2 separate regions of the Homo sapiens genome follow, and region 2 is linked to region 1. A link is an interaction called in ENCODE POLR2A ChIA-PET data of the cell type or tissue named here. Cell type or tissue: IMR-90. All regions are shown on one strand. Each heading gives the region's core, and the rest is flanking DNA. Links, peaks and the distances in the headings are about the cores only.

Region 1 (15,341 bases), core at 5,322-13,321:
TTTTTATTTCCATATTTCCATTGTTTTAACTAAACCAAATATAATTTTATAATTCTAAAAAAACAAACGAGAAAAATTTTTTAAAACACTACCACTTTTGAGAGATAAAAAGTTTGTATCGTTTAAATTACATTTCTTTTATTATAGTGAGGCTGGATATTTTTTCTTTTTTCTTACATTTACCAGAAATTATTTTCTTCTTTTTGCCCCACCTTATGTACTTTTATAGTAAATCTTTAATGAGGTATAAAGAAGAACTATGCCTCCTTGTTTAAAAGTTATGCCACAGTTCATATTTCTCAACATCAGATGATGTATTTCTATAAATACATAACACCTGGTACTCCCAAACTTTAACATCTGACTTTCAACAAAATTCTAAACACAAACCAAAACAAGTAAGAAACCTGGAAGTTTTATATGGTAACTGTATGATGGATCAACTACTATATAAAGTCTCTCCTATCACATGGCATAGTAACAGTGACATCTAGTACATATAGGTAGACTCTAATGGTAATCATGAAGAATGGTGAAAATACTTCACATATTGTCTCACTTAGGTCTCACAACAACCCAAAAAGTATAATGATCTTCTTGTAACACTCAAGCTCAGAGACAATAAATAATTTGCCCACGTTGACATAACTACTGTGTGGCAAAAGTAAAACAATCCCCCAGCCTCATTGTCCTCTACTTTTCACAATGAAGAAACAGCAGTTAATCATTAGCTTCCTCCAAGAGGTACCAAAAACTGCACAGCAACGTAACAAGTATCTTTTAGCTTAATGTGCTCTAAATGGCACTCTGCCACTTCCACCCTTCACTGCTGGCATTTCTCCCAGTGCAGAATTTAACTGCAGAATTCTATCTGTTCTTGTTGGCTATAGTTATCTCAATCTCAACAGTATCTGCTCCTTAACTTCCTCTTCTACCCTCCATTTCTAACCTGTACCAAGGCATCTGCTCTTTGCATTTCCCTTATTATCTGCTCTTGAGTTTCACTTGTCAGTCTTCCTTTCACTGCCAGTTTGGGTTTGATCGCAACCAATGACTCGTTTTTTTCTTTCTGGTGGGTTAACCAATTACTCACAGCTAGTCAGATGTGACTGAAACTCTTCACAATTAGAGACTGCTTCTAAGCTTTCAGAAAAAAATTTTTTTTTTAAACTTCTGGATCAACTCCATTCCTGAGGTCTGATCTCCACATAATAAAATTTCACTAGAGGACTAAAACTAAAATTTTTATTTCTTCCAAAATTCCATCCTACCTGCCTAATAATTATTGTATTAATAATCTAATTCTGCCCTCAAAATCAATCTACTACCAAGCTAAACTTTACTGATGTGTGCTTACTATGTGCCATATTCTATGTGAAGTCCTTCACATGCACTATATCACTAAATAATTACAACAAACCTGTGAGTTAGTCATTATTACCCCATTTTGCAGATGAAGAAAACAGAGTATAGGATTCTAATTCATGCTCTTAACCCATTATACATATTACCATCACTATTACCTTATACCACCTGTTCCAAGAGCACATATTTCTAGTGCTCTACTGCACTGTTCAGGAAATAGTGACATGGGAAATGTACTCCCCACCCTACTTTCCATTCCTATCCAACTCCCTTCCCTACTTGCCCACAGTTTCCCTTTCCATTAAACTCCTAACAGTCCCTTTGCCATGTGTCATCTCCTGATGTGCATCTAACACATTCTGTTCTACGTTCTTTAAATTTCAAAACGTGGTACTAACTCTACATTTCCTTGAAACCCAGAGAAGAAAGTCATTCCAAATTAAGATTTGAGCTTTTTTCCTTTAAGACATTATTTGGTGTATCTTAACTAAAACACATTCCTCTATCATCTTCTACTAATTATTTGATTATTCTGAAACAGACTACAATCTATTTTATACATATTTTTCTTCTCAATTCAACTCACCCCTCAAAAAAATTTATTGATCACTAACATAAGAAAAACACTGAGAGCCAGAAAACCAGATGCCTGAACAGCTTTCAATGTTACTCAAAAGATGAACATTATTACTATGTAAAACATACAATTATAATCAATTAAGAAAAACACTAATACCCTAGTTAAAAAAGAGCAAAGGACCTAAACATGAAAATGTATGGTTAAAGAAATATAAATGGGCTGGACACAGTGGCACACGCCTGTAATCCCAGCATTTTGGGAGGCCAAGGCAGGTGGATCACTTGAGCCCAGGAGTTCGAGACTGGCCTCGGCAACATGTTGAAACCACATCTCTACAAAAAATTACAAAAATGAGCCAGGTGTGCTGGAATGTGCCTGTCATCCCAGCTCCTCGGGAGGCTGAGGTAGGTGGATCACTTGAGCACATGAGGTCAAGGCTGCAGTGAGCTGAGATGATTGTGCCACTGTACTCCAGCCTGGGTGACAGGGCAAGGCCATCTCAAAAAAAAAAAAAAAAAAAGAGAGAGAAATACACATGGCCTCTAAGTATAAGAAACTATTCAAGCTCCACAGAAATTAAAAAATGTGTATTAAAAAGACAAGACAGGCTGGGGGCAGTGGCTCACACCTGTAATCCCAGCACTTTGGGAGGCTGAGGCGGGCAGATCACGAGGTCAGGAGTTCGAGACCAGCCTGACCAACATGGTGAAACCCCGTTTCCATTAAAAATACAAAAATTAGCTGGGCGTGGCAGCACTTGCCTGTAGTCTCAGCTACTCAGGAGGCTGAGGCAGAAAAATCGCTTGAACCCGGGAGTCGGAGACTGCAGTGAGCCAAGACCGCACCACTGCACTCCAGCCTGGGCAATAGAGTGAAATGCTTGTCTCAAAAAAAAAAAAAAAAAAAAAAAAAAAGACAAGACAGCATTTTTTGCCTATCAAATGCCCAAAGATAAAATTACTATAAATGCTGGTTGAAATGTACAATAAGCACTGTATTATTTTTTGAAAAAAGTAGAAGTTTTTTGATATTTTGGTTCCTTGGCATAGTATTCAAACGTCTAGCACCTTTACAGTCTCATCTTTTATAACAGAGACACCCCTCACCCGTCTATCCCTCTCAATTTGGACTCTATTTTCATTAAACACAGAATTCATAGGAGCTAGTTATCGTTTTTTTCCTTAAATAACAGCTTTATTGAGATATAATTCACATATCATACATTCAACCACTTAAAGTGTTCAATTGGTTTGAGTGTACTTGGAGTTCTGCAACCATCATCACTACAATGAATTTTAGAACATTTTCATGACCCTAGAAAGAAACCTCACACGCATTAGCAGTCATTCTCCATTTCCAATCCCCTCCCCATGTCTCTGGCAATCACCAATCTATATTCTGATAATATTTGGCACCTATTCTAGATATTTCATATAAATGGAATCATATAATACATAGTCTGTTGTGACTAGCTTTCTTTCACTTAGCACGTTTTCTTGGTTTACCCAAATAGTAGCATGTATTACTTCATCTCGTTTAATTTTTTTAAATTGTGGCGAAATACACACAACATAATCTTAACCATTTTAAAATGTACAGTTCAGTGGCATTAGCATATTCATACTGTTGTGCAACCATGACTACCACCCCTCTCCACAACTCTTTTAATCTTGCAAAACTGAAACTCATTAAACAGTAACTCCCCATTCCTCTCTCTCTTAAGCCCCTAGTAACCATCATTCTACTTTCTGTCCCTATGAATTTGACTACTGTAGGTACCTCACATAAGTAGAATCACACATATATTATCTTTGTGACTGGCTTATTTCACTTGGCATGTCCTGAAGATATATCTATGTTGTAAGCATGTGTAAAAATTTCCTTCATTTTCAAGGCTTAACAGTACTTAATTGTAGGTACACACCACATTTTGCTTATCAATTCTTCCATCCAAGGACACTTGGGTTGCTTCCACCTTGCGGCTACTGTGAATAATGCTGCTATGAACATGAGCTTAACAAATCTCTTGGAAATGCTGTTTCCCTTTTTTTTTTTTTTTTTGACACAGAGTCTCACTTGGTCGCCCAGGCTGGAGTGCAGTGGTGCAATCTTGGTTCACTGCAACCTCCGCCTCCCGGGTTCAAGTAATTATCCTGCCTCAGCCTCCCAAGTAGCTGGGATTACAGGCGCCCACCACTGCGCCCAGCTGATTTTTGTATTTTTAGTAGAGACGGGGTTGCACCATTTTGGCCAGGCTAGTCTTGAACTGACCTCAGGTGATCCGCCCACCTCAGCCTCCCAAAGTGCTGGGGTTACAGGCGTGAGCCACTGCACCCGGCCTTCAGATTTTTTATTATCTTTTAAATGTTTTATTTGACAACATCTCACTCTGTCACCCAGGCTGAAGTGCAATGGAGTGATCATAGCTCACTGCAGCTTCAAACTCCTGGGCTCAAGCAATCCTCCCACCTCAGCCTCCTGAGTAGCTGGGACTACAGGCATGTGCCACCTCACCTGGTTAAATTTTTTAATTTTCTGAGGAGATGTGGTCTTGCTATGTTGCCCAGGCTGGTCTTGAACTCCTGGCCTCAGGTTATCCTCCCACCTTGGCCTCCTCCCAAAGTGCTGGGATTATAGCTATGAGCCACCACACCTAATGACAATTCTTTTGGAGATCCAGTAGTAGAATTTCTAGAATTCTATTTTTGATTTTTGGGGGAAAGGCCATACTGTTTTCCAAAGCAACTGCACCATTGTACTCTCTCTGTAGCAAAGAGTAAGGGTTCCAACTTCTCCACATCCTGGACAACACTTATTTCCTAGGGTTTTTTTTGTTGTTGTTGGTGGTGTTTTGTTTTTTATAATAGCCATCTTAATGGATATAAAGTGGTAACTCACTGTGGTTTTGATTTGCACTTCCCTAATAACTAAGTTGTTGAACATCTTTTCATGTGCTTATTGGCCATCTGCATATCTTCTTTGGAGAAATATATGTTCAGATCCCTTGCCCACTTTTTAATCACGTTGTCTTTTTTCATTATTTAGTTCTAAGAGTTATTTATACATTTAAGATACAAGTTCCTTATAAGATATACAATATACAAATATCTTCCCCGTTCTAAGTGTTGTCTTCTCATGCTGATGATAGTATCCACCTAAAGGACAAAAGTAATTTTGATGAAGTTCAATTTATCTATTTTTTTTCTTTTGTTGCCCCTGCTTTTGGTGTCATATCTAATAAGCATCTGCCCAATCCAAGATCATAAAGTCTTACTCCTACCTTTTCTTCTAATAGGTTTATGGTTTTAGTGCTTACATTTAAGTCACTGATCCATTTTAAGTTAATTATTGTATGAGGTATGAAGGGGTCCAACTTAATTCTTCTGTGTGTGGATATCCAGTTATCCCAGCACCAGTTGCTGAAAAGCTATTCTTTCCCTCTGAATCATCCTGCCACCTTGTCGAAAATCAGTTGAGCTTATAAAATGTGTGGAATTAATTTCTAGACTCTCAATTCTATTATTGATCTATACGTTTATCATAATGCCAGTACCACACAATCTTGAGCACTCTAGCTTTGTAGGAAGATTTTGATTTATGTAAATTTATAAAAATAGAGACAGGGTCTCACTATGTGGCCCAGGATGGTCTCAAGCTCCTGGACTCAACTGATCCTCCTGCCTCGGCCTCCAAGGGGTTGGGATTATGGGCATGAGCAAACGTGCCCAGCCTGTAGGAAGATTTAAAATTGAAAATTGTGAGGGTTCCAACTTTGTTCTTCTAAGATTCTTTTGGTTATTCTAGCTCCTTTGAATTTGCATATGAATCTCAGAATCAGCTTGTCAGATTCTGAAGTCAGCTGAGATTTGATAGGAATTGTGTTGAATATGTAGATCACTTTGAGAAGTACTGCCATCTTAATAATACTGAATTTTCTAATCGATGAACATGGAATGCCTTTTCATTGTCTTCAATTTCTTTCAATTATGTTTTCTAGTATTCAAGATACATGTCTTGCACTTCTTTTATCAATTTATTTCTAGATGTTTTATTCTCTTTAAGGCCTTTTTAAATTGTTTTCTTAATTCTACTTTGTTCATTACTTGTATACAGAACAATCAATTTCTGCATCTTTTATGCTGCCACTTTGCTGAACTTACTTATTAGTTCTAACAGTTTTTTAGTGCAGGGGTCCCCAATCCTAGTACTGGCCTGTGGCCTGTTAGGAACCAGGCCGCACAGCAGATGAGTGGCAGGTGAGCGAAGTTCCAACTGTTTTTTGTTTTGTTTTGAGATGGAGTCTCCCTCTGTCACCCAGGCTGGAGTACAGACGCATGATTTCAGCTCACTACAACCTCTGTCTCCCAGTTTCAAGTGAAATCTGCCTATGCATCCCAAGTAGCTGGGATTACAGGTGCATGCCACCATGCCCAGCTAATTTTTGTATTTTTAGTAGAGACGGGGTTTCCCCATGTTGTTCAGGCTGGTCTGGAATTCCTGACCTCAAGTGATCTGCCTGCCTTGGCCTCCCAAGGTGCTGGGATTACAGGTGTGAGCCACCACGCCTGGTCCTCCATCTGTATTTACAGTCACTCCCCACTGCTCGCATTACTGCCTGAGCTCCGCCTTCTGTCAGATCAGCAGCAGCATCAGATTCTCATAGGAGCACAAACTCTAGTATGAACTGTGCATGTGAGGGATCTAGGTTGCACACTACTTACAAGAATCTGATGCCTGATGATCTGTCACTGTCTCCCATTGCCCTGAGATGGGACCATCTAGTTGCAGGAAAACAAGCTCAGGGCTCCCAGTGATTCAACATTATGGTGAGTTGTTAATTATTTTATTATATTACGATAATAATAAAAATAAAGTACACGATAAATCTAACGTGCTTGAATCACCCCAAAACCATCCCCACCTCCCCCACAGTCTGTGGAAAAATGGCATGAAACCAGTCCCTGGTGTCAAAAAGGTTGGCGTCCACTGTTTTGGTGGATTCCACAGGATTTTCTCATGCATAAATATACACACACACAAACTAAAGACAGTTTTACTTCTTCCTTTCCCATTTGGACACTTTTTATTTCAGTTTCTTGACTAATTGCCCTGGCAAGAACCTCTAGTACAATGCTGAATACAGGTGGTAGAAGCAGATATCCCTGTTTTTCATAAGATGTCCTTTATCAGGTTGAGGCAGTTCCCTTCTACTTCTAGGTTGCTGAGTGTACCCTGGATTTGGGAGTATAAATTGGCACCTTTTTTCTGGAAAACAACTTGGTAATATATGTCAAGAAGTTTCAGAATTTAAAAACTTCGGTCTATCAATTCAATTCCTATTGATCTATTTAAGGAAATAATCAAATGTTAAAAAAAGAAATGTTTACCCCTAAGGACATTCAGAATGGAAGGAAATCTGGTTCTAGTATCTATGACCCACTGACTGCTAGGATTGATGCAACAGCTGCTCATTATGTAAGACTTTTGTCCTCAATTCTTCATTCCTAACCAAACCAGTAATTCAGAATTGATTAGGACTTTTCTTAGCACATGAAGCCTCTGCTTTAACTAAAGGCATATGAATAGTGGCAGGTACCTGCTAGAATATCCAAGCATAAAACTTCAATAGAAGGAACTATAATGAAATGCCTAAAGGAACTTAAATATGCAAAATGGAGGAATAAAATATAGTTCAGGCTACATTTCACCCAAGTGACATTATGCCATTACAAAAGCATTTTATTAAATAAGACAATAAAAGAAGCAGAACCTTCCATTTGGTAATCAATAATCATACAGATGTGAGAAAAGAGACACTAGAGGAAAATATAGACAAATGATGATAGTGACATTATCTGGGTCATCTTATTTTCTCTTTTACACTTTGTTTTTCAAATATATGACAAATATTTATTTTATCATCAAGTAAAGAAAACCTACACATTAACATTCTTCTTTCTCCTCTTCTGCCCCACCCCCAAAAAGGTACTAACTCTACACAGTAACAGTACTATGCCAACAAAGGGGCAGAATCCTAAAACTATGAATGCCTGACCTTATACCTTAATTGTAAATTTGATATAAAATTCCAGATAAAAATAAAATGTAGAACGCAGACTATTTTGTAAGTTTTATCTTTTACATAACATAATGAATAACATGATAAAGTAACTTATGAGTGACTTTCAACCCTGCCTTAACATGCTGCTGGAAGCCGCACTGTTACAGGAACATGTTATTTTCAATTAAAAAAACCCTGCAAGTTCATTTCTCTTTTTAGGAGGGGAAAAAAAGATACATAGTTTACAGTTGCTAAGAACAGACTCCTTAGCAAAGCTCCCTGACTTATTGGGTAGGTTCCACAGTGAGTTACTGTTTAAGTTTTTTCACTTCTTTTGAAACTCAACACCTTCAACTGAAATTCCAACAATTACAGATTAACTAACAATAAAGAAAAATCTCTAGGCAGAAACAGGTTTGTCATTCATGTATTAGTCTGATTCAGTTCTGGCAGTGTTTGCTGATTCTTCTGGTTCCAGAAACTAGGTTGAGTCAGGGACCAGATGTTTGTTTGTTTAATATCCCCAGTATTTAGATGGACATTATTCAATGCTAAGATGATGAAAATGTTCTGTAACTTCATTGTCCAAAATGTAGCCAGTAGCTACACGTAGCTACAGAGCACTTGGAACATGAATAGTGCAGTTAAAGAACTAAACTTTTGATTTTATGTAATACTAATTAACTTAAATAGCTACATGTGGCTAGTGGCTACTGCACTGGCCAGCCCAGATCTATCTAGAAACTAGCACAATAAACATTTGTGGAAAGAAAGAATGAACAAATCAATGTTGCTTTCTTCTCAAACCTCAGGAGATATCAGCAGTTCTAAACTGCGGGAATATAAATTCAGACCTAGAAAAACACAAGGTAAATAATTTGGAAGCTAGGTATTCTTTAGGAGATATGCCGATCTTTCATTGTCTTGTAAAAACAAGTCATGACACTAATAATTAGAATGCCCTCCACTATACCTATCCAAACTGCACCCACCTTTAACATTCCACCTATTCCACAGAACATTCCTACCTCTCCATTTCATTCATTCACTTACTCAAAATTTAATGATAATCAACTGTGTGCTGCACACAATGAACACAAAGAATAAAATTGAGTCCCTGCTCTCAGAAATACAGTAAGAATAAGATATGAAAACATGACAAGTTATATGAAAATACAAGTTATGGCTGGGCGCGGTGGTTCATGCCTGTAATCCTTGCACTTTGGGAGGCCGAGGTGGGTGGATCACTTGAGGTCAAGAGTTCAAAACCAGGCTGGCCAACATGGTGAAACCCCGTCTCTACTAAAAATAGAAAAAAATTAGCTGGGTGTGGTGGCGGACATCTGTAATCCCAGCTATTCAGGGGCTGAGACAGGAGAATCACTTGAACCCGGGAGGCAGAGGTCGCAGTGAGCCAAGATCATACCACTGCACTCCAGCCTGGGTGACAGAGCGAGACTCCGTCTCAAAACAAAAACAAACCAAAGCAAAAATACAAGTTATATGAAAGTACTATTACAGAATTACGTATGACATGCAATTCAAGTATACAGGAGCACCTAACACTGTTTGGGAATCAGAGAGTACACAGGGAGTGACATGTGAGGACTTCTTCCCCGGACCAAACAGTGACATGTTGCCACAAGCATTTGCTATAGAATACTGTCTTCTTGATTTTTAGGAAAATTCCACACTAGAGTGCTCAAATTCCCTCATTATAAAAACACTAATATTCCAAGTATTATAGCTAAATTAATTACGGGATAGTAATTATAATACTGATGTTTGGGTGTCCAGGATACCATGTTAAGTTTAAGTACCAAAACACTGTTAAGTAGGAAGATTTTATGTGAAATTTACAGTTAAGGTATAAGGTCACAGATTCATAGTTTTAGGATTCTACCCCTCTGTGTAGTACTGTTACTATGCAGAGTTAGTACCTTTTTGAGGGTAGGGCAGAAGAGGAAAAAGAAGAATGTTAATGTGTAGGTCTTACCAGCAGAGACTGGTACATTTCAGTTTAGGAATTTTTTTAATCTGAATACTGAAATATTTACATCTTGAAATAAAGATCAATGACTCGAGTTTTTACTTCATACAGCATAAAAATCTTCTCTAGCAAGATAATTTGAGACACAGTCTCACTCTGTCGCCCAGGCTGGAGTGCAGTGGCGCAATCTCGGCTCACTGCAACCTCTGCCTCCCGGGTTCAAGCGATTCTCCTGCCTCAGCCTCCATAGTAGCTGGGATTACAGGCGTGTGTCCCCACACCCAGCTGGCCTCTTGGCCAGGCTGGTCTGGAACTCCTGACCTCTGGTGATCCGCCCGCCTCAGCCAACCAAAGTGCTGGGATTACAGGTGTTAGCCACCACACTCAGCCTACCCAGAGAATTATAAACAGCACTAAAATGTTTAATATTTAATTAAATATTATTTTACTCATTCAGAAAGTATTTTTCTACAACTTTGTAATCCTCAGTGAAAGGAAGAAAGTAACAAAGAAAAGCTTATGTTGCAAAATAATTCTTTTATTTTCAGCAAATGCATCTCCATCCATAATCTGTTGCAGTATAAACACCCAACAGTTCAAAGACTTTTTGAACAGTCAAATATGAACATAAATACTGAAACTAATGTAAGTAACTGCATCCCACTCTCCTTCCATACATGAAGAAACTGAGTACCTAGAGGAACACGAAAGGCTCTCTCTGATCCCAAAACCCCACCTTGCTAACAATAAAAGATTAAAAATCAGACAAAAAGGTTCAAAGTTCCCCTCAAAGTGATTAAAAGAGATGAAACTATATGCAGATGAAAGCGTTAGGAGGAAATTTCAGAATCAGTTTATCCCCTGTCCATTCACCCAATTAGTTTAGAAAAAGTTTCTTCAGGCCAAGTGTGATGACTCACGCCAGTCCCAGCACTTTGGGAGGCCAAGGCAGGAGGATCAATTGAGCCAGGAGTTTGACGCCGGCCTTGGGGAACATGACAAGCCTCATCTCTACAAATCACTTTTTAAAAAATTAGCCAGGCACGCTGTCATGCGTGTGTGGTCCCAGCTACTTGGGAGGCTGAGGCAGGAGGACTGCCTGAGGTCAAGGCTGCAGTAAGCCCTGATTGCATGCCACCGCACGCTAGCTTGGGTGACAGAATGAGACCCTGTCTCAAAGAAAAAACAAAACAAAAAACAAGAAAAATCTTCTTCAGCATCTGCAAGTTTCTACACAAAAATATACCCATGACTTGGTGATACCACTTAACCCTCTGTTTCTTAAGAATAATTCCTTTTTTAAGACGCAATAAAATTTCACTTTTGGCAGGGCACAGGGGCTCACGCCTGTAATCTAAGCACTTTGGGCGGCCAAGGCAGGCAGATCACTTGAGGTCAGGAGTTCCAGACCAGCCTGGCCAACATAGCGAAACCCTGTCTCTACTAAAAACATAAAAATTAAAAATTAGATGGGTGTAGTGACACACACCTGTAATGCTGGCTACTTGGAAGGCTGAGGCACGAGAATAGCTTGAATCTGAGAGGCAGAGATTGCAATGAGCTGAGACCATGCCACTGCACTCCAGCCTGGGCAACAGAGCAAGACTTGGGTCTCAAAAAAAAAAAAAAAATTCACTTTAAATAATTAATTGAAATTAATAACCTTCGTGATTAACTTTTTCTCATTTTTAAGTAAAGCTAAGTTTTAAAAAAATATATTTATGATGTTTTCCTTTTTTTTTTTTTTGAGACAAGAGTCTCGCTCTGTCACTTAGGCTGGAGTGCAATGGTGCAATCTCGGCTCACTGCAACCTCCACCTCCCAGGTTCAAACAATTCTCCTGCTTCAGCCTCCTGAGTAGCTGGGACTATAGGCATGCACCACCATGCCTGGCTAATTTTTGTATTTTTAGTTGAGATGGGTTTCACCATGTTGGCCAGGCTGGTCTCAAACAACTCTTGACCTCAGTCGGGTGATCCACCTACCTCGGCCTTCCCTAAGTGCTGGGATTACAGGTTTAAGCCACTATGCCAGGCATTTATGATGTTTCTCTTACACAACTAATAGCTTAGTTAGTTATAACAGTGCAAATGTTTATATTTTTAAAAGTTAATATTTTTACTTGATTTTTGTATTGTTTCTAATTTGCATATTTACATTGTTTAACTTTTGCTTTTTAATGTTTATATGTTCTAATACACTCATTTTAGATTAGCCCATAACATTTAACCAGTGTTATTGAACTGTCTTTATGCTCTAACTAGACAATCAAATTTAGTTTAATACCACACAGCATGGCAATCACAATTAGTGTAATGTCATACAGCTAGCATGCTCAGGATTAGACTTCAAATCTAGTTCCCTTTTCGGAAAATCATGTTGCTTCATCATAGTTCCCATCAAAATTATTAGATTCATTTAAGAAATAATTATGTTTTAAATTTTATAACCTCTCACATTCTCTAATGCATTTAAGTAATTCTAGGTACCTACATGTAACTTCTCACATAGTAGAACACATTCTTATTTATCATGATGCATAGAATTACAAACAGGATTATGGTAGGAAGAAAGATGATGAAGGGTGCAAATAACACAAAAATCTATGATTTCTGAAATGCAGCGCTAGGCACTGAGGAGAAACAAAACTAAAAACAAAGCAAAATACAAAGGCTCTGGGAATTTATAACCTGATAAAGAAAATAAATTATGACCATAATTATAATACCAGGAAGACTATTAATATATTCACAAGTAGTACTGTTTAAGTATTAAAGTATAAATAGGATTATTAAAAAAAATAGAGCTCATATATTCATTCAACAATTAGTCATTCAGCACATTCTATGGTCCAGCCACTGAGCTAGGTAGGAGGCACAACAGTGAAGAAAACAGGTATGGTTCCCAGCTATCTGTACAGAAACAAGTAACAAACCATTATAATTATTCCCACTTATTAGGAAACATTAAATTGTCTGTGTCTATACGTAGTAGAAAGTGGGAAGACTGATCAGGTAAGGCCTCACTAATGAATAAAGCAACATTCAGGCTGAGACCTCAGGCGTGAGAAATTAGCCTTTCAAATTGTGCATGCGTGCATGTGTGAATGAGTGTGTGGGTATGTGTGTGTCTGTCAAGCTTGGTGGGCAATCAAAATGGCATAGATGGGATTGGAGAAGTAGGCAGGGAGGTGATCTCACAGATCAAAAAAGCAGGACGTCCCTGGTATGCTGGAGGAAAATCAAATACACTGATTTGGCTAGAGCCTGAGGTTAATGCAAAACAAACAGCATTTGCACAAACTTTCATGTTTAAAAGTCTTAATTCTAACTATGAAAGACAATGTTTCCCTTTTATGGATGAAGGGATAACAGACTCAAAAGGGCTAAAAGTCTTGCTAATAAGGCCACACCACTAATACACTAAGTCTCAAGACCCAGACATTCTAATTTAAGTCACACCAGTACCCCATCAACCACACAATAAGTAGTAATGAAAAATAAAGTTAAAAAGACAAACCAGGGTAAAAGTCAGGCTGAGAAATGAAAGCTTTACTAGGGACAAAAACTAACAGAAGTGACATCAATTAAAATGATGATTCTGAACTCCATATTGTACTTTCAAACAGTTCCTTTATGCAAAATAACTACCATGTAGTTTATCAATCATTTTGAATTGTGTCCCTCAACAGAGTAAGAGAGAGAGAGAGAGAGAGTGTGTGTGTGTGTGTGTGTGTGTGTGTGTGTGTGTGTGTGTGTGTGTGTGTGTAGCTGGGGAAGACAGGAGTCTAAGTACCATGTTCAATCAGAACATACCTACTTTAATCTTTTTCTTTTCGTTTTTAGAGATAAGGTCTTGCTCTGTCACCGAGGTTGGAGTGCAGGGTGCAATCACAGCTCACTGAAGCCTCTATCTCCTGCACTCAAGAGATCCTCCTGCCTCAGCCTCCTGAGTAAATGGAACCAAAGGCATGTACCACCAAGCAGGGCCAATTTTCTGGTTGTTTTTTTTTTTTTTTTTGTAGAGATGGGCTCTCGTTATGTTACCTAGGCTGGTCTTGAGCTCCTGGGCTCAAGTGATCCTCACACCCTGGACTCCCAAAGTGTTTGGCTTATAGATGTGAGACACTGTGTCTGCTTTATGTTAGATTTAGTTTGAGAAAAAGTTTTGCTGTTTGCAAACCTCAGAATACAGTCAGTAAACTTTGGTTCTAAAATCTCATAAAGATTTAAATGTAAGATTTATATAAAGATCCTATATTTACATCTAAAATATAAGATTTAAGATTTTATGAAGATTTAAATCTAAAATCTTACGAAGATGTAAAACATACCAACAGTAGAGCACTGCTTTCACCCATCATATGCCCTATAATAACTACTTTAATAAGCAGGCTAATTTTTTGTCAGCTTCTCTGCTAAATAATAACTATACATATATACATACCCCACTATAGATTATTAAAGGCAATTTCAAGTATGATTTTTGCCTCCACACTTTCAGAAATAATACATATGCCTACTGTAAAGTTTCCTTATATGTTAAGGCATTTGTAACATAAAAATGTAGGGTAAAAATACTACTACTATGAACTGGTTTTTCAACTACTAAAAAATGAATACTAAAAACTATACACTGATGCCCAATAAAACATATATTACTAGTGAATACTTTATGTGTAATATTGGCAAATACCCTTTACGAAGTTTACTCAAAAACCACTAAAGTAAATCAATTCATTATTCAACTCTACCAAACTTAAAAATATAGTTTCACGATTAGAGCAATAGTTTGTAATTACTCAAATAGTCACATCTATAAAAAAAATTTCCAAGTTAGCAACATCAATCATGAATACAAAAAATTCGTTATTTAAATATGCACACATACCTTTGTCCTTCTTGAAATCCAAAGCATCTTCTTTATCAGTCACTATTTCCTTCATATTGATAATACTCTGATGGGTAAGCTGCCGGAGAATTTTAATTTCTCGAATTGCTGTAATTGGAAAGCCTTCCTTTTCATTATCCAGACGTACTTTTTTTAAGGCTACCATTTCTCCTATTAAGGAATTTAATAAAATCAGGTTACCAGTTAACAAAAGCAGATGACATTTTTCTTAACTTTAAATGTATTTTAATTCAATTCTGTTCTTATTTCTCAAAAATAGAACCACAAAGTATGTTTCAGTTTCCAATATACCAAATAATATTTATAGTTCAAAAAATTAAGTCTGTCATTAAACAAATTATGGAATATTTACATAAACCAGGGAATACTATACAACCATTAGAAAGAATGAGGTAAGTCCAAATATACTATGCTCCCCATTTATATATTTAGTG
Region 2 (15,054 bases), core at 175-8,174, 57 kb before region 1:
CATAGTCTCACTCTGTCACCCAGGCTGGAGTGCAGTGGCACAATCTCGACTCACTGCAACCTCTGCCTCCCAGGTTCAAGCTACCTGAGGCAGGATGTTCCTGCCTCAGCCTTCCAAGTAGCTGGGATTACAGGCACACACCACTGCGCCCAGGTAATTTTTGTATTTTTAGTAGAGACAGGGATTCACCATGTTGGCAAGGCTGGTCCTGAACTCGACCTCAAGTGATCCGCCCGCCTTGGCCTCCCAAAGTGTTGGGACTAGAGGCGTGAGCCATTGTGCCTGACCAACTATTTCCTTCTTAGTAACAGTACAGCATGCTATAAAATGGATAAACCAAGCTTTCCCCCCATATGGTTCACTGAGAACATATTCCTAAAAAAAAAAAACCAAATATGCCTCAGAGTCTTTATTACTTTGCCATTTCTTCATTCAGATCTCTGCTCAAATGTCACTTAAAGGGAGATACCTTTCTTGACCCTCTGTATCATCTTAGCTCCCATCATTTTTCTGCAGGTTAACTTTGTGATAAAAAGCTGGATACTATTTGCTAGTACCTCCCTTAGAATTCTTGGATTAATATCTTATACAATTTTTCTTTTTTTTTTTTTTTGAGACAGTCTCAATCGCCCAGGCTGGAGCGCGGCAGAGCAATCTCGGCTCACTGCAACCTCCGCCTTCTGGGTTCAAGCAATTATTGTGTTTCAGCCTCCTGAGGAGCTGGGACTACAGGCGCCTACCACCACGCCCGGTTAGTTTTTGTATTTTTAGTAGAGATAGGGTTTCGCCATGCTGGCCGGGCTGGTCTCAAACTCCTGACCTCAAGTGATCCACCCGCCTCAGCCTCCCAAAGTGCTGGGATTACAGGCATGAGCCACCATGCCCAGCCTAATTTTTATATTTTTAGTAGATATGGGGGATGGGGGCGTTCACCATGTTGGCCAGGCATGGTTTCAGACTCCTGGCCTCAAGTGACCCTCCCACCTCGGCCTCCCAAAGTGCTGGGATTACAGGCATGAGCCACCGTTCCCGGCCTAATATCTTATAAAATTTTTCATGTTGTCTTTGTCAAGTACCGATATGTGTGTCATATTGATTTTGTAAAAGAAAAGATTCCAGGTAGTTTTATTTCCTATGTAGTTTATTTATTTATTTTTTGAGACCAATTCTCACTCTGTCACCCAGGCTGTAGTGGAGTGGTGCGATCTTGGCTGACTGCAACCTCTGCCTCCCAGGTTCAAGCAATTCTCATGCCTCAGCCTCCCAAGGAGCTGGGATTGCAGGTGTGTGCTACCATGCCCGGCTAATTTTTGTTTTTAGTATATACGGGGTTTTGTCATGTTGCCTAGTCTGGTCTTGAACTCCTGGGCTCAAGTGATCCACCCGTCTTGGCCTCCCAAAGTGCTGCGATTACAGGCGTGAGCCACCGCACCCAGCCTGTACTTTGGAGTAATGGTTAAAAGTTTAGATCCTAAGGTAACACCTAGCAGTGTTTAAATCTCAATTTTGCCACTTGCTAGTTTTATGACCCTGGACGAATTCTTCACCTCTCTAAGGTTCAGTTTTCTTAACTATAAAGAGAAGACATAGGGTTGTTACGAAGCTTAACTGAGATAATTCAAGTGAAACTCTTCGAATAATGCTGATATTGTATATGAACTAAATAGATGTTAACTATCTTTAATAGAAGCCCTAGTTTCCAATACAATCAGGACCAAGAGTTGGCTGGTTGGGTTTAACAAAAAAAAAATGGGTTAGAAGGAATCGTTTAAAAAAAAAAGGTTAGAAGGAATCGTTTAAAAAAAAAGATACACAGATATATAATTTAAACATTTTATTTTAACTGAAAGTTTATAAATGTACATTTGTTTTCCCATCTTCTGACAAAGGCCAAGGCTTTCTCTTTAAACAGAGGATTCACTGAATGGAATTCTGTATTAGCTCTCTTGTACAAACCACACCCATAACACATCATCAAGGATTTTTAGTTTTGATTTCTTTAAATAAATCTAGAAATTAAAAACACTTTCAAAGCAATCTAATACCACATCTTGGATTTTTATAACTTTTCTAACTTACACAATTACTTGTCCATCCCTAATTAGACAGCAATGTCTTAAAGTTTTTGTAAAGCACTGTATCTACGCTTAAACTATGTAATTATAATAATAAAAAGCATAAAAATTGAAAACTAACAACTACCTCCTGTTCAGCATACTCTTCAACTGGTGGGATAAATACATAGTCTTACTAGAAAGTGACAGCCTACTAGCTACAAGCATTCAGCTTGCCATGTTATCAAGCCAGTTTTTCTTTACAGAGGGAATGAAGAGCATCAATTAATCTAATAAGACTCTTCAAGAGAAGACTGAATAAGAAAGCTTGTACTGAATTATTCTTATGTTCTGGAATAGTTTAAAGAACATTACAAGTACTGGTTTCTAAAAGATGTGTAATAATTTATCAAAGAAAATAATGGGGCTGGTTTTTTATTTTGGAGACATGGTCTCACTCTGTCAACCAGGCTGGAATGCGGTGGTGTCATTAGCTCACTGCAGTCTCGACTTCCTGGGCTCAAGTAATCCTCTCACCTCAGCTTCACGAGTAGTACGGACCACATGCTCACCCTCCAATGACTAGCTAATTTGTTGTTGTTGTTTTTGTTTGTTTGTTTTAATTTGTAGAGACAAGTTCTCACTATATTGCTCAGGCTGGTCTAAAACTCCTGGGCTCGAGTGATCCTGCCTCGGCCTCCCAAATGCGGAGATTACAGGCATGAGCCACCGCATTCAGTCTTTTAATTTCTTTATACTCTCTTTTCATATGAAGTTAAACTAGTAGACTAATTTATATTGCATATATGTGTGAATAAACCCAAGACCAGATCATAGGTTTCTTCATAAATTTTACATTTTATGTATTATAATTCATTTTTATTTCCTGGGTTTATTTTGCTGCTTTTGTCTAGTTTGTCTGTAGAATGCTTAATTAATTTGCTTTCCTTTTCTTATTTAGTAGTATATTTAAGGTTGTGATTTTCTCCTAAGCACAGGGTTATTAGCCCATGGATTTTTATACTTATCACTCTTTTTAAACCTAGATGTTCTAAAGCAAGCTTGTCCAACTTGCAGTCCATGGGCTGCATGCAACCCAGGATGGCTTCGAATGCAGCCCAACACAAATTCATACTTTCTTAAAATATTATGAGATTTTTTTTTTGGAATTTTTTTTTTAGCCTATCAATCAGCTATCATTAGTGTTACTGTATTTTATGTGTGGTCTAAGACAACTATTCTTCTTCCAGTGTGGTCCAGGGAAACCAAAAGACTGGACAACCCTGTCTTAAAGTTTGATTTCTCTTTAATCCAGGATTTTTTAGCATATGTAAATTTTTAGATAGTTAAGAGACTTTGTTGTTTCCATGTTTATATTAATTTCTAGTTTTATTCTATTTTAGAGAATTTAGCCTATAGTATTTCAACGTTTTGGAGTTCCTTCCTCTATTAATATATAACTAACTTTTGTAAATGCCCAATTAGCACTGAAAGGTATATTTCTTTTTTCCAAGAGTATCAGTTCTTCTTAACCCTTTTTACTTGTCTATTGCACAATTAAAAAGGTATGACACATTTTGGGAGGCTGAGACAGGATGATCGCTTGAGTCCAAGAGTTGGAGACCAGCCTGGGCAACATAGAGAAAGCCGGTCTCCAAAAAAAAAAAAAAAAAAAAAAAAAAAAAAAAAATCACCCAGCATGGTGGTGCATGCCTGTGGTCCCAGCTACTTGGAAGGCTGAGGCAGGAGGATTGTTTGGCTCCAGGAGGTCAAGGCTGCAGTGAGCCATGACTGCCCCAATGCACTCCAGCCTAGGCAACAAAGTGAGATACTGTCTCAAAAAACAGGAAAAAAAAAAAAAAAAAGTAACATAAAAGTTTTCTATGTTTCAGGTGAACTCCTTCCCTTCCCTTCTTCTTTTTCATAATGTTATTAAAAGTGAGGCAACTGGCTGCTTTGGAGTTGAAGCACTACTAGTTTCTGGCTTCGGGTACTTCTGACTATAGCCAAGTTATCCCCAGAGAAGAAGCAGGCTCTAACTAGGGCACTCATCTTTCCCTGCTGTACCCTATAGTAAAAACCTTGCCTAACCACCAAAAAGGGCAATAGTAAGATTTTTAGTTTGATTCAATTTGTCTGTTTATGATATGATGTTGAGGTCCTTCTCTGGTTACTATTTGTTGCTTTATGTTCATTTTGTTCAGTTGGTAAAGTAAAATTCTGTAAATCTGTACCCCCTATCAATATCTTTCCTAAAAAACTTCATATATATTTTGAAACTTTCATGGAAATTTTATAAGTTGCACGTTTACATTATTACATATGAAACTGAAGCCCCCCCACCTTTTTTTTTTTTTTTTTTTGAGACATAATTTCGCTCTTGTTGCCCAGGCTGGAGTGCCGTGGCACAATCTCGGCTCACAGCAACCTTCGCCTCCTGGGTTCAAATGATTCTCCTGCCTCAGCCTCCCAAGTAGTTGGGATTATAGGCGTGGGCCACCACGCCGGGCTAATTTTGTATTTTTAGTAGAGACAGGGTTTCTCCATGTTGGTCAGGCTGGTCTCAAACTCCCAACCTCAGGTGATCCACCCACCTAGGCCTCCCAAAGTGCTGGGATTACGGGCGTGAGAAACCGTGCCTGGCCAAAGCCCATTTTTAAAATTAAAATTATTTTAAAATATAAGACGGGCTGGATGAGGTGGCTCATGCCTGTAATCACAGCACTTTGGGAGAACGAGGCGGGGGGCAGTCACCTGAGGTTGGAAGTTCAAGACCAGCCTGGCCGACATGGTGAAACCCCGTCTCTGCTACAAATACAAAAATTAGCTGGGCATGGTGGTGGGCACCCGTAATCTGAGCTACTCGGGAGGCTGAGGCAGGAGAATTGCTTGAACCCAGGAGGCAGAAGTTGCAGTGAGTGGAGATCATGCCACTGCACTCCAGCCTAGGTGACAGAGTGAGACTCTATCTCAAAAAAATAAAATAATAAAATAAAATAAAAGATAAAGAGAAAAGCGACTAAAATGTATGAGTAATTGCTTATGAACTAGGTCCTATGATAGGCTCCAAATAATGAAGGTCTACGCTAGGGGGTATATGCATGTATTTTAGTGTGTATACACACATATATAGACACATATTTTTATGTGTATTTACAAGAGTATTTTTAAACAATACCCCAAAACATGAATTTTTCATTTCTTTCATAATTAAAAAATATGTATCTAGCATTCATTCTCTCCTACATTTACTCTTCCTTGCCAGTCTTATCTTTTGGGCCTCAAGTCCTTTGACTTAAAAAAACGCACACATGCACGCACGCATGTACACATACACATGCACCCACCCAGGGGCTTTGATATCCTTAATTTCACTGGAACAAGTATCAAAGTGCCTACATTTCAGTTTGTCCTCCATTTAGCAGTCATAAGCCCTCCAGAGAACCATGTTGTTCTCTTCCTGAAAAGACAAACTTGGGAGAGTTTAAATTTCCTGTGGAGTATGACACTCTCCCAATTCCCACCAATATTATAATCAGCAGCTTACCTTATTAATTCTAGTTGTGCAAGTTCCTGATTTGCTTGAAATATAGGTTTTTTAGTGAAGAGTTCGCCAAGGATACAGCTAATGGAAAAAATACCCGTCATTACCAAATGATCTATTTTAATTCACTACCAAAAGTTTCAAGTAAAATAAACCAGTAAATAAGGCTATCTTACCCACAGCTCCATACATCAATGGCTGGTGTGTATCGTTCTTCTCCCAGTAGCAGTTCAGGTGGACGGTACCATAAAGTAATTACCTTGTTAGTATACGGCCGACTAAAAAACACAGAAAACAGTCTTTAGAGTTAGTATTTGTTGGAGTAAGACAGATTCTCTGAGGAAATATTATTTTACTAAAGCAATCCCTATAATCCTAACTAAAAACACTTTCATCTGCCTACTAAAAAATACAGACATCCAAAGGTATCTAATATAAGATCATAAAATGTATGTGAGGGCAACCTGTTTAACTAAAAATTCCCTTAATATATGAAGATAAAAACAAAAAGTAGTTGACTGATAGGCTGGGCACGGTGGCTCACGCCTGTAATCCCAGCACTCTGGGAGGCCGAGGCTGGCAGATCACGAGGTCAGGAGATCGAGACCATCCTGGCTAACACGGTGAAACCCCATCTGTACTAAAAAAAAATTAACCAGGCGTGGTGACGGGTGCCCATAGCCCCAGCTACTCAGGAAGCTGAGGCAGGAGAATGATGTGAACCCGGGAGGCAGAGCTTGCAGTGAGCCAAGATAGCGTCACTGCACTCCAGTCTGGGTGACAGAGCAAGACTCCGTCTCAAAAAAAAAAAGTAGTTTACTGGTATTAACTGCAATTTGGTCAAAGCAAAGCTTTAGTATCAACTCAATTGTTGAGCACTGTTTTTCCTTTCCATAAAAACCTTTAATGGGATTAACTGATTTAAAGAGCGTTGACTGGTTCTGATCAAATCTTGCTAAATTACTAATGGATGACAAGATATAGTTCAAATAAAGACCACCTAACAAAAGTTTTCAATTGATCATATTTTTGGCAATTTTTCACTGATTCACATACCCACTGTAGTGTGTGAATAGAAAAAAGCACACAAATGCAGAGTGTCTACTCAAGTATCTACTTGAGGTCTACTCTGCAAAGTAGCAATACATATCGTACTTTATCAAATAATTCCTTTATCACCTTCCGAAAAGAGGACATAAATATACTGCTACCTCTTTATTTGCCACAGACAAGATTATTTAGTCAAGTTATATTAGGGTCAGGTTTGACGAAAACAGCACAAATTATCTGGCAATGTAAAGTGTTCAACGCTCAGAGAATGGTCACGTTCTAGCTGATTGACACGCTTGAAGAGAATCCTAAGTAGTCAGAGGAGGTTCTTCGGCTGATCTGTAGTTACTTACTTCAGGGAGATCACATATATATTCAGATCAGCTATAAACATCTCTTTATATCCAGATGTTTTCCAAATCACAAGGACTCAAAAGCCATAGCAAATTCCCCAGAAAGGCTGTATTCCAAGCCCATTTACCTAAGCTTGGCTTGGTCCTGGACCAGTCTTGTTAAGGAAATGGAGCATTCAATTTAGAAAGCAATTCCCTCTTGCCACCTATAGATTTGCAGTTCCAGGCAGTGTAAGATCTGCCTGACCTGCTCTGCCCCCATCCAGCCAAATTTCTCCAAATAACTTAAGCACTAGCATTATAAAACTATCAATTTGGGCATTATAGCATTACCACAGATAGGACTATAGTTAACAGTGCTCCAAAGCTAGCAAAAACATTTGACTTTGGTAAAAACTGTGAAAAGAGGACAGAATAAGATGAATATTTTTAATAGTAAATTAAGATTAGGTTTTTCTAACATTATTAATGTACTTTTCTCAGTGATTTTTGCTTGTTTACTGGAATCACTTATCTTCACATAATGAGCAAGTCTTTCAAATTTTAGCTACTCTAGTTAAACTGAACTTAGTAATTCTTTAAAATTATGCTCACCTCTTTATGCTTTAGCCCCCCCGCCCTTTTTTTTTTTTGCGCTGGAGTCTCACTCTTGTCGCCCAGGCTGGAGTACAGTGGCGCAATCTCAGCTCACTGCAACCTCCGCCTCCCGGGTTCAAGCGATTGTCCTGCCTCAGCCTCCTGAGTAGCTGGGATTACAGGCACCCGCCACCACTCCTGGCTAATTTTTGTACTTTTAGTAGAGACAGGGTTTTGCCATGTTGGCCAGGCTGGTCTCAAATTCCTGACCTCAGGTGATCTGCGCACCTCGGCCTCCCAAAGTGCTGGGATTATAGGCGTGAGCCACTGTGCCCAGCTGCCTTATCCCCTTTTAATAAAATCCTTTCCCTATTTTTCTCATTCAAGTGCTATACTTCCTTTACAACACAGTAAAAGATGCATATTCATAAAGTCTAATCTCTATTAATAATATATTTATCTTCACATTCTTAAATTTACATCATACTTACCTGTCTTAACTCCCTATTTTGTATTTTCCCAGAAAGTTAAAAAACCTCGTAACATTCTTTATTATGAACCCCACACACAAAGCCCAAACAATGCTGGGCACAGGTCAGGCACCTTAATGTATATTGCCCTCTAACTTTAGATGACACATGATTTACTGGGTGGAAGAACAAAATTTGTAAAAATTATGACAACTAGTTTCTCAAACACATCAAGGATCTATGAGTATATCAAACCTATACAATGGTGTTATAAAAGTGCAACTGGATAACTAGGCTCAAGGAAATGTTTAAATTTATATAAATCTATCTACAAATAGTTAATTTTTATTTTACTTTAAAAAATATTTTTAGTGTCTTGTATTTTTTAAAAAATCTTAAAAATTAAAAGTATGTTGAATCGTAGAGAAACTAAACAAATTCAGGTGACTAAAAAGGAATAAGTAAAAGATTATTTTATATATTGTATATCAAATTCTAAGCAATATGTAGCATCATCTAATGCAATATTTAGCAGTCACCTTAGCAAACTAGAATATACTTTTTATTAATTGCTATAATGTTTTATTAATTCAGACGTGAAAATAGTAAATTTTCAAAAATAAACACAAAACCACATGAAATATATTTCTAACTGTACAGAAAAATATTTAACGTGTACTAATTAATGGCCTTTCCAAATGCTTAGTTTCTGTTAGACAAGAAATAAGAACTAGGCAAAATACTGAGACAAAACATTCAACTGTAAAATTTAATCTAGGAAGTTGAATTTTAAAACACTGATGTAATTTCAAAAATATGGAAATGTTTTGATTTATGAAGCAAACAAACATTCAGACTGATACATACTTTTTATAAAACAAAAAGTACCACACTCTAAAAATTATTTTTACATTCAAGGAAGTGTCAACGGAGTAGAGATCAAAGACTATCTGTTCATTGATAGATTCCAATACTTTGCCTCTGAACAATCCCAAGAAGGCTGGGTGCAGTGGCTCATGCCTGTAATCCCAGCACTTTGGGAGGCCGAGGTGGGTGGATCACGAGGTCAGGCATTCAAGACCAGCCTGGCCAAGATGGTAAAACTCCATCTCTACCGAAAATACAAAAATTAGCCAGGCGTGGTGGCATGCATCTGTAATCCCAGCTAATTGGGAGGCTGAGGCAGAGAATTGCTTAAACCCTGGAGGCAGAGGTTGCAGTGAGCTGACATCGTGCCACTGCACTCCAGCCCGGGTGACAGAGCGAGACTCTGTCTCAAAAAACAAAACAAAACAAAACAAAAAACAAAAAGCAATCCCAGGAATTCCAGAGATGGAGGGCAGGGAAGATGAGATACGGTTATGGCCTTCCCTACCTTAAGGCCTGATAAGCTGCACCGTATCCACAACAAACCAAGCAGTGTGATAAGGAGTGTGCCCCTTGGCTGGCACGTTTTCCACCTCCTACTGGTCTAGATATATATAGAAAAACAGAACAAAATCCTAGATCCTTGAAGTATTTGGGGGTTCTAGATAATCTCAGTTAAAATTTATAAAGCAGGGTTGCTGCCTTTGTTAAAGACCATTCTAAGTGAAAAAAATCATATAAAATGAAATACCTAAACCAGCTCTAAAATGTTTCATTTTTCCAACAACATATGATAAAGTCTGTACTTCTTTCTTCCTGCTTGAAGGCAACCCCCCCATGTACTTCTTTTATACTATAATTCATACTGTTTTGAGACAAAGAGAGTCTTCAGTAAACTAAATTCATCATATACACAAAATGCCATGTCATCTTTAAGACATTCACAATCCATTGCAGAAAAATCTATCAAACCTACAAAAGAAATCTGGGATCTATTTTCTAACACCTACCCAGCTTTTAATGTCAAAAATCCAAGTGTCATTCTTGATTCATCTTTCCCTCAAATTTCCAAACAACTTCTGCCAATTCTACATCCAAAATAGATCCCCAATCCAAATACCTAGTCCAAGCCATTATTCTTTTCACTGGTATGACCACAACAATATCTTAACTGGTTTCCTGGCTTCCATCTCTAATTGCACCCCCCCGCCCGCCCTGCCCGTTTTTGTTTTTATTATTTTATTTATTTTTTTTGAGACAGAGTCTCGCTCTGTTGCCCTGAATGGAATTCAGTGGTGCAATCTTGGCTCACTGCAACCTCTGCCTCCTGGATTCAAGCAATTCTCCTGCCTCTGGAGTAGCTTGGATTACAGGCATGCACCACCATGCCCAGCTACCCTTAACTTCTTTTCAGTTTTTTTATTAAGCATAAAACCAGGTATCAACTGCTTGCTTAAAACTGCCCAGTGATTTCCCACTGCAATCAAATAAAATTTAAACTTTACTTCAGTTGATAAGACTGTACAGCAAGGATCTTACCTCCTATTACACTGGGCAACCTTTGACCTTAAACCTCCCAAGTCTGTTCTCAGGCCGTACTGAGTTCCTTCTCCTTTGTACTTGGAATGTTCTTGGCCCAGGTCTTCATTAAGTTTTCCCTTTCTCATCACTCTGGTCTTAGCTCCAATTTACTTCCTAAAAGAGGCCTATCTTAACTCCCCTAACGAAAATTACCCAATTATCCACTACCACCCCTACTTTGACACTATAGTCGTTATTTTATTTGCTTTGTAGCACTCAGCTATTTTAAATTCCTCACCCTACATATGCATTGCCTAACTTATTAATACTTTCATATAACATAACTACATAACAATAAACACAATCTTTTCTCTCATGTTCTTTCCCCCTATTTGAACTCCTGTTTTTCTCCTTTTGATATCTTCCAAGAAAAATAACTTTTAAATTCCTCTATCATCACAGTGCTATAGAGAAACAAAACCAATTTTTTCCCAACTGATGCTGTCATCTAAGATCAGCTGTCTTACTTGCCCATTCTTATTACACAAGCAAATTTAGAAGTCCTATAAGTACCTACATTATTACCTTTTGCTAAAAAATGCATCTCTGTTCTTCTTTACTGTCTCAGCAAACAGCCTCACCATTCGTGGCAGATACTCATAGCTGCCCTCTAAAAATCTGTTACTCCTCCCTTCTATGGCAGCTGTCCAGCTCTGCTACATTTCCCATCCTCACTGCAGTTAGGTGTGGCCACATGACCAAGTGCTCTCCAGTGGAACATAAGCACGTGTGATAAGTGCCATTTCTAGGCCTGGCTCATTACTCTCCTCCCTCCTCTTTTCTCACCTCTGGCACCAGCATTGGAAGGCATGTGTAGAAGATGACAGATCTTCCAGTCTTCTTCTCTGAATAGCTGTATTGAAGCAGTCACCATTTGACTTGGTGGTATGGTTAAATAATCTTAATTGTGCACAGGGGTAAGCAACAACTGCTCAAAATTTTTTTTTTCTTTTGAGACAGTTTTGCTCTTGTCACCTAGGCTGGAGTGCAGTGGCGTGATCTCGGCTCACTGCAACCTCCACCTCCTGGGTTCAAGCGATTCTCCTGCCTCAGCCTCCCAAGTAGCTGGGATTACAGGCATCTGCCACCACACACAGCTAATTTTTGTAGTTTTAGTAGAGATGCGGTTTCACCATATTGGCCAGGCTGGTCTTGAACTCCTGACCTCAGGTGATCCATCTGCCTTGGCCTCCCAAAGTGCTGGGATTACAGGCGTGAGCCACCACGCCCAGCCACCACTCAAGATTATTAAGTGAGAAATACATATATAAACTTCTCATTCTTTAAGCCACTAACTTTTGTGGTTCTCTTTGTTACAAAAGTTTAGACTATCCTAACCAACAAATCATTCATCCAGTTGCTTAAGCAGAAACCTTACAGTAGGGGGTGGAGGCAGGGATGTATCTCACAACACATTCAACCATCAAGGTCTAACAAGTCTACATCCTTATGATATAATTAATCTGTCTTTCCACTACCTGTGCCCATTCCTTGGTTCTAGCTATAGTCATCCTATTTAGATTTACTGCAACAGCTTTCTTAAGTGATTGTTCTTGCTTCCAGACGTATAAGGCCAAACCACTTTCCAAAGTGCAGTCAAAGTGATAGCGTGAAATGAAACATGAATATGTTATGGCTATAGTACACATTGCTTCCATCTAGAGAATACCTACACAAGGCCTATAAAATCCATTATCATTTGGTTTTTGTTCCAATCACACTAAACCTTCAGTTCCCTGAGGCGGGTGAGCAAATGTTCATTTTCCAGAGAAAGGGGATAAAGCCAGGGAGAGAACAGAGCTGGCAAGAAAACTTTAAAGAAGTTAGTGGTACTTTAATTGTATTTTAAATATTTTTAATAAACTATTTTTTAAAAAGCTTTTAAAAGGTAACAATGACAAAAGACAAATGAAAATGACCGTTACTAAGGACAAGGAAAAACACCTGATTTACTCAAAAATTTTGCATAATAGGTACCATGCCTCACTTTCTACCTCTCTAATGAAAAAGAAGCAAATATTGAGAAAGTGTGCAGACAGAAGTATTTAATCATAAAAGCAAGTTCCAACGTAGGTGGAGTCAGAAGAGAATAAGGACAATTTCAGGTATCACCCAATTCAGTAATATAGTATACTATCAAACAAAAATCCACGTTACGATTAGGATGCTAATATTAAATCCCGTTAACCGTTTACAAATGTAAAGACAAAAGTAAAAGAGACTGAAACTATGTTTTGGTTCCAGGAAATTTAAAGCCCAGGAAAATTAAAGCACGTTGTAATATGAAAATACATTATCCAAAGACAGACAAATAAAAGAAAATCCATCCGGGCGTGGTGGCTCATGCCTGTAATCCCAGCACTTTGAGAGGCAGAGGCCTAAGGATTGCTTGAGCCCAGGAGTTCGGAACCAGCCTGGCCAACATGGTGAAACCCCACCTCTACTAAAAATACAAAACAAATTAGCCAGGTATCACGGTGCATGCCTGTAATCCCAGCTGCTGAGAAGGCTGAGGCATGAGAATTGCTTGAACCCAGGAGGCAGAGGTTGCAGTGAACCTAGATGACACCACTGCACCCCAGCCTGGTTGACAGAGCAAGAAAGACTCTGTCTCAAAAAAAAAAAAAAAAAAAATCCAGAATCCTCAAAAATGAATTTCAAACTTGCGCTATTAGATTTGGCTACCAACTGTCAACATCGTAGAGATGATCTTGTTTAGATCACACAAAGAAGAAGCAAACTGATGTGACACTACATATACGATGCTTTTTTCTTTCATGGATTAAAAAACAAATTACATTCTTGTGGTGTGTCTATACCCAGTATTTGCACAAAAAGCAAATTAACTCACAATGAAAAAGAAACAGGACTGAAAAACATATAGTCGACTTCTTAGATGTTATCAAATAAATGTGTACATACAAAAAAGAAAAATCTAAAAATGAAATGAACCACTCCACTTTACATAATTAGATCAATTCCAAGCAATAAACTCAATAACCCAGGAAAACACACACACACACACACACACACACACACACACACACACAGTCCTTCTGCCATTAAATTGGAAAACAAAATTTAGTAACTTCAATAAGTTGTTATTGGATGGCAAGAAACTAAACTTTGTAAAGACCCAAAAATAATGGTCTCAACGTTAACTATTGTGCATTTCAATTTCTACTTTTTTTAAAATAGAGATCTCACTATGTTGCCCAGGCTGGACTCGAACTTCTAGGCTCAAGTAATCTCCACATCTTGGCCTTCCAAAGTGCTAGGATTACAGGCAAGAGACACCAAGGCCAGTCCTTCTGCTAAATACTTTCATTTGTAAATCTCATTAATATTTTTTAAAAGAAGGCAGACACTATTTCTTTGTCTGCCAGGAAAGTAACACATTAGAAAACAAAATCAAACAATTCTTTTGTTTTTCCTTAAACCTTAAGTGATTAACCAAGTATTAAAATTTAAAGTCAGGCCAGGTGCCGTGGCTGACCCCTGTAATCCCAGCACTTTGGAAGGCCAAGGTGGGTGGATCACCTGAGGTCAGGAGTTCAAGACCAGCCTGGACAACACAGTGAAATCCCATCTCTACTAAAATTACAAAAATTCGCTGGGTGTGGTGGCAGGTGCCTGTAATCCCAGCTACTTGGGAGACTGAGGCAGGAGAATCGCTTGAACTCAGGAGACAGAGGTTGGGTTGAGCCGAGACTGCGCCATTGCACTCCAGCTTGGGAGACAAGAGCGAAACTCCATCTCAAAAAAAAAAAAGTCATCAGACTTTAATATAACTTTCATGGGAAAAATTACAGGTAATTTTAAATATTTGTTGCTATCAAAATATTTTTTGTTTATAGATTTCTCATTAGATATTTCAAGAGCTTTCAAACTGCTTAAAATATAATTAAATCCAATATGACAAAGGGAGATTCAAAAGTAGAAATATCACATAACTTCCTAATCTGCTGGAAGATTAAACCTACAGCATAACTCATTTGTCAAAAATATATTTGGAGGATGCAAAGACAAAAAGCAAAATTCAGCAGACCCTTTACTAAAAAAGAACTCTAAAAATTGCCATCAGCCTAATGGTACCTCTAAAGCAGACTTGAGAGGCCCCTAGAGTTCTCTACCTGGAAGATACTTCTAGGTAATCAAGGCTGAATTCAGAGTCTTACCAGAGAAGCACTCCCATATAATGAAAATAATCTTTCTGTCAAAAGATCCTGAGCTCTACTACTTATTGGTTGTGTGATCTTGCAAATGCACTTAAATTTTCTAAACTTCTGTAACTTTAAAATGTACATAAGAATGATACCTACATCATCCATCTCAACTTTCTTTTAAAATAATTCTTGTGAAAGGAAACTATGTATAATAAAGTGATGTACACAAACGTTAGTTAAGTTTGTTCTTTCCTTTTCCCTTCTTTTTCTTAAAAAAAAAAAAGAAAAATGGTGGTAATATAAATTATAATCATGTACTATAAATAATACATAGAATGAATAATATACTCTAAACACATAAAAGAAGATGTGCCCAATGATGCCTGTGGGATT

Evidence for each region. Peaks named below come from ENCODE experiments on the same cell type or tissue, not always from the same donor. Only the 100,000 strongest peaks of a DNase experiment are listed, where the experiment ranks them.
Region 2: POLR2A ChIA-PET joins it to region 1 with 10 read pairs; 4 of 35 experiments call an interaction of 5 or more read pairs at or near these places.

What each region holds. Positions count from the first base shown.
Region 1 is chr7:40,001,577-40,016,917 of GRCh38, reverse strand. CDK13 (cyclin dependent kinase 13) reads right to left here. Exons shown (of 14, transcript NM_003718.5): 5 at 14,887-15,057. Among named protein-coding and RNA genes, the nearest start is that of CDK13, 59 kb to the right of the region's middle. In IMR-90, for the core only: no CTCF peak of the experiment used is centred there; a DNase peak (open chromatin) is centred at 8,507.
Region 2 is chr7:40,053,648-40,068,701 of GRCh38, reverse strand. CDK13 (cyclin dependent kinase 13) reads right to left here. Exons shown (of 14, transcript NM_003718.5): 8 at 5,775-5,876; 9 at 5,602-5,679. Among named protein-coding and RNA genes, the nearest start is that of MPLKIP, 73 kb to the left of the region's middle. RefSeq lists a silencer at 12,759-12,998. In IMR-90, for the core only: no CTCF peak of the experiment used is centred there; no DNase peak of the experiment used is centred there.